Linked DNA regions of Homo sapiens: regions 1 and 2 are each linked to region 3. The links are chromatin contacts, found by Hi-C in ENCODE. All regions are on one chromosome and are shown on one strand. The core of a region is the stretch at or near the end of the contact, and the rest is flanking DNA. Distances in the headings are between cores, read along the strand shown.

Region 1 (2,700 bases), core at 52-2,551, 340 kb after region 3:
ATGGATGACTCCTCGTTTACCCGTAACACACAGTCACAGACTCACCACCATTTCCATTCTTTGCCTCATAAATGATTAGCTGAATTGCCTGCCACAGTGACCAATCTGGACAAGATATCTTCTCATTTGAATTAACCAAACTTTGGTTAAGTTTCTCTCCTTCCCCCAGACGCACCCTCAGCCTAAGCCAGCATCAGAATGTGGACGGCCCCTCCTTGATGTTCCCTCCCGACATGAAGAGAACTGGCTGTCAGTTTCCTCATCAATTGTCCTTCTAGACCACCTGCGGGTCCCACTTCCCCACACCAATTCTTTCCAGCCTTGCTTTACTCTTCCCTTTCAAAGAAAACTCTTTTCTCCCTGCCTGATTTGGGAGACACTTGCAGATCCTGTCGTCTGTGCCTTTCCCATATTGAAATGGTCTTTCGGCGCAGCAGTGATCTTTTCCAGTAAAGTCTCTATAGCTAAGTCCTGATTTGTTCTTATTTGACCCTATTCTGACACTGCAAAGAGAAAGGACCCAACCCAGTGCTTTCACGGCAACCTGCTTTTCCTCTCCTCCCTGCCCCTCCTAGGAATCCAGACCCGGGACTACTTGATACTCAAGCTACTAGCCATGTGCCTGATAAGTGTCCTAAGTGGTTTTCTATAGAGTCTTTTTCCCCAAAATGTGGTTCAGGGAGCAAAACATCAAGGACACACGTCAGTTAGTTAGAATTCAGAATCTCACGCTCCACCCCAGACTCCCAGAATCAGAATCTGCATTTTAACAAGACCTCAGGGCGAAGCATGTGTACATGCAGGCGTGAGAAGCACTGCTGCAGGGCACACTGGCACAGGCCGCCCTAAATCCTTGCTCTCCCGGGGCTCTGTATCCAAGAGCAGTTTGTCTCAAATGGAAGGCCTTTCCAGCACAGCTGGTGCCTGCCAGGTGCTGTTCTCTGGGCTCCTGGGTGCTTACAGAGGCAGAGCTAAGTCTGAATACAAACATCGCATAAACCTCCTTTTATATGCTAATAAACCTCCTAGATTAAACAGCAAGCCTTTTGCAGGCACAATTCTCATTTTCTTTTTATGAAAGATGGTCACTAGGTCATTCTTAGACAACTTTACTTATTCTCTGCAACTTCCTTGCCTCCTTGCAGGAGAAACTTGGATTTCCAAAGCATTCAAAATGCATGGCCCAGCTGCTCCTCATATTGAAGTTGCGACCATGGGATTTGGCAACATTGAGCTCCGGCTCTGGGCATTGCTCTCACAGCTGAGAGTGACGCCCAGGCTCTGGCAGCCCAGACTTGTCATCCTGTAAATGAACAATCCCCAGTCCCCGGGCCTCATTTTATTCACTTGGCTGAGCTGCCTGTTTGCTTTCCGTTCTGTGCTCGCCAGCTCACTAAGCAAGAGGATCCGTGCCTGACTGCGTGGAGAAGCTGTAGAGGAAATGGCCACCCTGACTGTCCCAGCACCTCCCGGGGTGGCCCGGGGCCTGGGCCCTGAGCAGAACTGTGATAAAGGGAAGCAGGGAAGCAGTGCGAGAGCCCTGACCAGGTGCAGGAGCCTGATTCCGAATCCACCTCTGCCATGGGCAGATTGCATGATGCCATCAGAGCCCTCTAACCTCTGGCCTTCAGTTGTCACACCTGTAAAATGGGGAAATATTCTAAAGAAGTGGCTCAAAACCTGATCATCCATCAGCCTCCCCCCAAGAACATGGGGACAGTGCACATGGCAAGGCCCCATGCCCAGAGTTTCTGATTCCACAGTTTGGGATGAAGCCTAAGAATGCGCATTTCCAACAAGGCTTCTGGTGAGGCTGATGGCCCAGGGACCTCACTTTGGGAAGCTCTGTAGTAAATCCAGTTTCTCAGCCAGTCTGCTCTGTAGAGCTCCTGAGACAGACTCTTTCCCTAGGCCTCCCCTGAGGTTCTTACTTAAGCAAGTCTCCATTTTTCAAAAGCTCTGCCAGGTAACTCTATATGGCACTAGGGCTGAGAGGCACTGGGTGGATGTTTCTAAGATCCCACGTAGCTCTCACATGCCAGGATGCCATGATTTTGAAGCAGAGTGCCTCCTGCCTTGCCAAGGCTGACAGCACACACAGGGCAAAAGGCCATCGTCACATATTGGAATTTCACTCTTTGAAAACCTGGTAATCGTGTGTCCCATTTCAGCTCGAGCAGAGGTTCTCCAGAATGAGATCCTGCCCAGAAGCACCCATATCCCCTTGGAACTTGGCAGAAATGCAAGCTCTCAACCCCATTCCAGGTCCCCTGAACCAGAAACTCTGGGTTGAGAATGCAAGTATCTATGTCCTAAACACACTTGTGATGCTTCTAATTCAGCTAGTGTTGGAGAACCACTGACTTAAAGGAAGAGCTGTTTTTCTCTGTCCCAAATGCTCTGCTAGGAACACTCAGTGTGAACTCTGATCCCCAATGACAGCTGCCCTGGACTCCCTTCCTCAGACAGTGTGAAAGCCTGAAACGTGTTTAATTAATCACCTTAGAACCCAGCAGGAAAAAGGCTTCCAAAACCCACTGTCCTCAGAATTGCCCCTGTAGGGACCAAAGGACTCCAACTCGTCTGACCTGAAGCCCCATTGCATGGATGAAGAGGAGGCTGCTAGGTGGGGGCCGCTGAGGACTGAGAGGCCTTGGGCAGTTTCTTGTCTCCCTGGTGCATTAAGCCAAAGCTATCCAC
Region 2 (2,700 bases), core at 64-2,563, 380 kb after region 3:
CATGGGCTTGCTGGGGATGAAGCAAGAAACGTGTGGCCCCATCAGGACTGGCGCCCAGAGCCCGGGTCACCCTGTGCACAGAACTGACACCTTAAGGAGACAGAGTGGCGCCGGCGCCCTGGGCCACCTGGAGGGCCCGAGAGCGGGAGAGGGTTCAGGGAGGGTGTCTGTGATGGGAGGAGCAGGCCCAGGACGGAGGAGGACAGAGTCGGGGGTCTCAGGGCAGTGTGTGCCTTCTGCCAGTCGCTAGGGCGGACTCGAGGTTGCCCTCCGCGCCTTCCTCGCTGTCACCTCCCACAGCCAAGGCAGCTGCCAAGGTCACTCCTAAATACATCCCAAGTCCACCCCATGCCGCTCCCCTCAGCCGTGGTCCCAGTCCAGACCACGATTCCGCCCAGACCCTGCATGACCCCTCCCATCTCAGGCTCCACTTGGGGACCAGAGGGATCTTAAAATATGGATGGGACAGTGACGCCTCTCCTTAAAAGCTCAGGAAAGATGAAAATGTCCTCATCCTCTCTCAAGGCATTTGCAGTTCCCCTACCCCGGGCGCTGCCCCACCCCTCACGGACTCCTCTCCATCCCCGGGTCCCCACCTGGCCACCTCCCTCAGGAAAGCTCCTGGCCCTACTCACCATCAGTCTCTTTAGGACCTCTCCACTCACCCTCTGGCGTTCACCTCTCCCTCTTGCCCGTTAGAGTGAGGCCTTGATGAGGCACCTGCCTTATTCCTCCTGCCCGTCCTGATGGCTCCTGCCCACCTCCACAGCAGAGCCTGCTTCTCCGTGCCTGGAAGCTTTCCCCAGAAGAGCAGGTCTGCATGTACACGCAGGTGCACACAAGCAACAGGCCGGGAGCACCCCTCACCCAGAGACTCTGCCAGTGTGTGTGCAGACCTGAGCTCCCTTGCCCCAGGAGGAACAGTGCTGGTGTGTGTGTGTGTGTGTGTCTCTGTGTGTGTATCTGTGTGTCTGTGTGTGTGTATCTGTGTCTGTGTGTCTGTGTATGTGTGTCTGTGTCTCTGTGTGTCTCTGTGTATGTGTCTGTGTCTGTGTGTGTGTCAGTATCTGTGTGTCTATTTGTGTCTGTGTCTCTCTGTGTATCTGCATGTGTGTCTGTGTCTGTGTGTGTGCCTGTATCTGTGTGTCTATTTGTGTCTGTGTCTCTTTGTGTGTGTATCTGCGTGTGTGTCTCTGTGTGTGTGTCTGTGTATGTGTGTCTGTGTGTGCACTCACACTGGTTCTCCAGGGTTCCTCCCAGGACTGAGCTGAAGTTGTCCACAGCGGCCCCTGCTGGAGCACACACCTTGATTCTCTGCCTCTGCTCCCCAGGCTCACTTCCCCATTCTCTTCTGGCTGCTTCCTGGCATTGCCTCTCAGATAAGCCACTTCGCGCTGATGGGAACTCAGATGCTGGGAGTACACATGCACCTTGGTGTCGAGCTCAGCGGCTGGCACAGAGGGAGGGAGAGAAGGAGGTGGACTACCAAGTTATTGTCTAAACATCAGCCTCTGGTCACCGCTCGTGTGAGGCAGTGAGCATCCCTTCTTGCCCCCTGGGCTCTCAGCGGTCAGCCTTGGGTCCTGGGGAGACTTGGCCAAGTCCCGGTTCCCTGGGGCTATCTCTCTCCTGCCCTGCGCTTTTGAGTGTCCCCTCCCCACATCCCCTCTTTCATCCTGACCCACTACTCTGGTTGTAAATAAAATAAGCAGACTACAACAGCTTACTATCACACTGTTCAGCCATGGACTGCCTTGTTCAGCCATGAACTGCCTTGTCTTGAAGGAATCCTAGTATTACTACTTGAATCCTAATCGCTCTTAAATTTGAAAAATTAAGGCTAATGGAATTTGTACAACAGTTGTATCAAGAGGAAAGTCTATGATAATTACTATAAAAACAGCCCAGCTCCATCAGCTTTGCATGGGTGATCGCTCCAGCGGTGTGCCCATCCTCAGCTATAGTCCCTTTCTACAGATTAGGAGGCAGAGGCCTAGTGAGGCTAGGGCACTTGCCCGGATCCCTTGCAAATGTTTGGCCCATGTCCCTAACCACCATGCTCTTATGTCTCCTGTTTTCTGGGTCACTTCTCACTATGAATTGGGGGATGTAAATATTTGCATAAATTGGATATAAATATCTGAAAGGTTTCAAAGGGAAGGAAAGTGTGTGCCTAGCGTCTCCACTGCTTATGCACAGAAGAGACGATGGGATGCTAGAGGAGCATGCTGAGTCTCTCTGTAGAACAAAATTATCAACCCGTTATCCAGAGCAGCTGAAGGAAAGGGCGGGACTCACCCAGTGACTGAGCAACCAGTGTGAGTGGAGTTGGAAGGGCAACCCCACCCCCGTGGTTACTTGAGGCAAGGACCGACCCTTCATCAAGATTACAGAAATGACCCCATCCTTTAACTCATTATTCACTGCTCATACACTAAACAGGTTGCTTTCTTTGGCTCTCCCCCACCCCGACCCTCGCTCTCTGCCTTTCTTTCCAAAACCTCCACTTTTAGGAAACTTTGGCTGCTGTTTGCAAAATTAGTTCCCAGGTCAAGACATTACATTTGGTCTGGAATTTTCGGGCTCCACCTTTTGGCAAAGGACCACGGAAGTGGCCTTTGGTCCACCCAGCCCTGTGTTTTTCAGCGGGATGTGCTGATGCCGCAGCTGCACTCCGGGGCTGACAGTAGCTGAATGTTC
Region 3 (2,700 bases), core at 7-2,506:
CTTCCATTTAAGAGACTTGCCCAGATTGGGCATCTGAGTCCCGTCCTGAACTCTCAGAACAGGACCCCGACAGGCGCAGCTGCATGAGGGTCCACATACAGCCCAATGAACCATGGCCAGGGTGGAGAGGTAACCATGAGCAAACCACAGAGCTCCTCAGATCCACTCCTGGAAGTTAAGGGGGCTGATGAGCTGGTGGCAAGCTTGGTAAACACGCTAAGAGGCTCTGACAGTATGATGCCTATCTTTGGAATGAAGGGTCTGTACTGAATGTTAATAGAATCAGCAGTGGGAAACTCCAAGTAAGGATGACCGCCTTTTTACGACATATCATCTGGTTTATTGTACTGTACACGGTGAGTGCATTATACACGGTATGAGACTGGAAGTCCCTGTGGTAAGAAACTACGTGGTCTGGTGTTCTAACAAATAACAAATATTCTACTGGGGCTCAAAAATAAGTAATAATGACATCATCTCCACGGCTTTTTCATTACTGACACTAGCATGGAAGCTATTCTTCATGGCTTAAGTAATCCCCAGTAATCAAAACAAGGCACCATCTTGCTGAAGAACCCATTTGCTTTGCTGCTGGGGAATGTTGTCATGTGAGGAACTGAAGCGTAATGAGAGTGACTCACAAAAGGGTTTCCACACGGAGAGAACAGGCCACCATCTCCAGCCTTCCTTTTGTTTTCTATGCCCATAAATTTGATTTTATGCACCTTGCAGGGTTCATAGCCACCTGCATTCTCTTTCCATTGAGGATGCCCTCTGCAATCCTGGTCCTTAACCCAGAGAAAGAGCGCAGGAGTATCAGGAGTCCGGATGAAGTCTGAATTATCAGCAACTGAAAGTTGTGGTGTCAGAACACAGCAAGGCCGGTCATGAAGCTGGAGCAAAGAGGGTGATGTCACACTAGTGCGTGCCGACTATGAGCTACACCGACTCACACAGGCCTCTTTTATTCCAACAACAACCCCTCGAGGTCAGTATTAAGTTATATAGCAGCAATGGGTAACCACTGAGTCATTTAATGCACAGATGTAAATTTGGGGACAATTTTTCTTACAGTAATGTGGGGAGCAGATTCAGCAGCACACACACTGGAGGCAGAATGTTTATGTTCTGCAGAGCAAAAAATAAAAAAAAAAACCCTTTCAACCATCAAAAGACCAGGCAAGTCTTGCTGATTTGCAGGACAGAGGGGCTTCTGGCAAGATGTGCCTGGAGCCAGGGGAGCGGCGCTGAAGCCTCAGGGATGCGCAGGGAGGGGCAGGATGTGGTGTGCATTGCCCTGGAATCATGTTCCTGAGCCTCATCAAGGAGGAGCCGGGTTTCCTGGAGCAGCCGCCCCTGTGATGACACGAAGGAAAAGGATATGATCAATATCCTTTCTGAAAAGGATGGAAAAACGGCACCCTCCCCTGGACTCGCACACATTTTTTTCTAGCTCAGCAAGAAAGAGTGAGGTCCCCTCAGCCTCTGCGCACATCAGGGTGACAAAGGTGGACAATGTCTGGTTCGCCTTTCACCTTCAAGGCCAATTCTGGGACTTACAGAGTAGGTGTCAAAATTGTATTTTAAGACAAATGCACTTGGTACTGATGTGCTTAATGGCTCCATTTTAGACATTTTCCACAATTCACACTCACACCTGAGGCAATCAGTATAGAAAAATCTTGGCAGAAAAGTGAACAGGTGACAGGTTTGGGTTACCTGTGAGTGTTTAATTGAAGGACTGTGGTTTCCTTACTCCTTTGGCTTCACACAGATAATTAAAACTTGAAAGTGCTTTGAATATTTATTCATTTTTTTCACCAACAGCTGATGATCATTAAACACACAGAAAATTCACAATAAGTATTTGGTCAAGCCCTTTGTTCTTCCTGTTCGTACAAACCTGCAGGGTGGTTATGAAGATGGATGCGCTCTGGGTATACATTGGTTTTCAACTCTGCTGAAGGATCAGACACCCTCCCAGATGGAACAGCCCCACCTCTGGCTATAAATATTATAACCCCAGGGATTTCTAAGGAAATACATATTCACTGCTGAAGGTCCCAAGTGTGAATTTAGCTTAAGGAATGTGGAACGGCAGCCCCTGCCTTTAAACTTTATAATAAGGGTCCTTCCTGGAAGCGCAGCCTCCCGGGCCCACGCGACGTCTTTTCCTGGAAAACCAAAGACCTCAAGAGCTGCCGTGGCCAGGGCAGGCTCTCAGGTCTCTTTGGCTCTGAGCTCCTTTTTGTAATTCAGCTTCCTGACGCCTGCATGAAGATGCCAAACACGAAAATGGCTATTGTCCCATTCTAATGGACAAAAGTCCAGACAGGAATAGGCCTTGAAAAAAATGAGACTCTGCCCTGTTTTTGGCCAGTCCTGACACTAGGATCCTTCCTATAATACTCAGGTGAGGAAAAAACAAGTTACATATTTTCTTTACCTGCAAATACTGTGAAATAATAAAACTTTAGAGCATTATTAAACTTGCACTTCAGAAAGAAAACTATTGTATTCCCACATTTTGATTCCAACACACACCCTTCCCTTCCACCCTCACATTCTTCATATTCCTGAAATTGAGATGCATCTTACCCTCAGAGTTTACATTTTATGTCATGCTCCTCTCTTGAAAAAAAAATCTGTTATTGAGTTGGTTCTTTGTCTTTCATCTTATGCTATCTGAATTAGGGAAAT

The links. Hi-C counts contacts between places; a loop is a spot of excess contacts on that map. Pooled maps may share reads with other maps.
Region 1: a map of Right ventricle myocardium superior shows a loop between it and region 3 (4-fold over the local background). The contact joins two enhancer-like sites. A Hi-C loop is called at or near these places in 3 of 168 maps with a recorded cell type or tissue (HCT116, HepG2 and Right ventricle myocardium superior), 1 of 37 single-sample maps with no recorded cell type and 6 of 50 pooled maps.
Region 2: a map of endothelial cell of umbilical vein shows a loop between it and region 3 (3-fold over the local background). The contact joins two enhancer-like sites. A Hi-C loop is called at or near these places in 8 of 168 maps with a recorded cell type or tissue (Right ventricle myocardium inferior, cardiac septum, endothelial cell of umbilical vein and 3 more), 3 of 37 single-sample maps with no recorded cell type and 14 of 50 pooled maps.

What each region holds. Positions count from the first base shown.
Region 1 is chr20:23,204,515-23,207,214 of GRCh38, forward strand. No RefSeq gene overlaps it. Among named protein-coding and RNA genes, the nearest start is that of LINC03125, 58 kb to the left of the region's middle. Within about 2 kb of position 1,302, at least 16 of the 41 ENCODE cell types and tissues checked have a DNase peak (open chromatin) inside an H3K27ac peak, as active enhancers do.
Region 2 is chr20:23,244,540-23,247,239 of GRCh38, forward strand. No RefSeq gene overlaps it. Among named protein-coding and RNA genes, the nearest start is that of LINC03125, 98 kb to the left of the region's middle. RefSeq lists a silencer at 1,173-1,467. Within about 2 kb of position 1,314, at least 9 of the 41 ENCODE cell types and tissues checked have a DNase peak (open chromatin) inside an H3K27ac peak, as active enhancers do; they include heart right ventricle, where a contact is called at or near this core.
Region 3 is chr20:22,860,840-22,863,539 of GRCh38, forward strand. No RefSeq gene overlaps it. Among named protein-coding and RNA genes, the nearest start is that of SSTR4, 170 kb to the right of the region's middle. Within about 2 kb of position 1,257, at least 6 of the 41 ENCODE cell types and tissues checked have a DNase peak (open chromatin) inside an H3K27ac peak, as active enhancers do; they include heart right ventricle, where a contact is called at or near this core.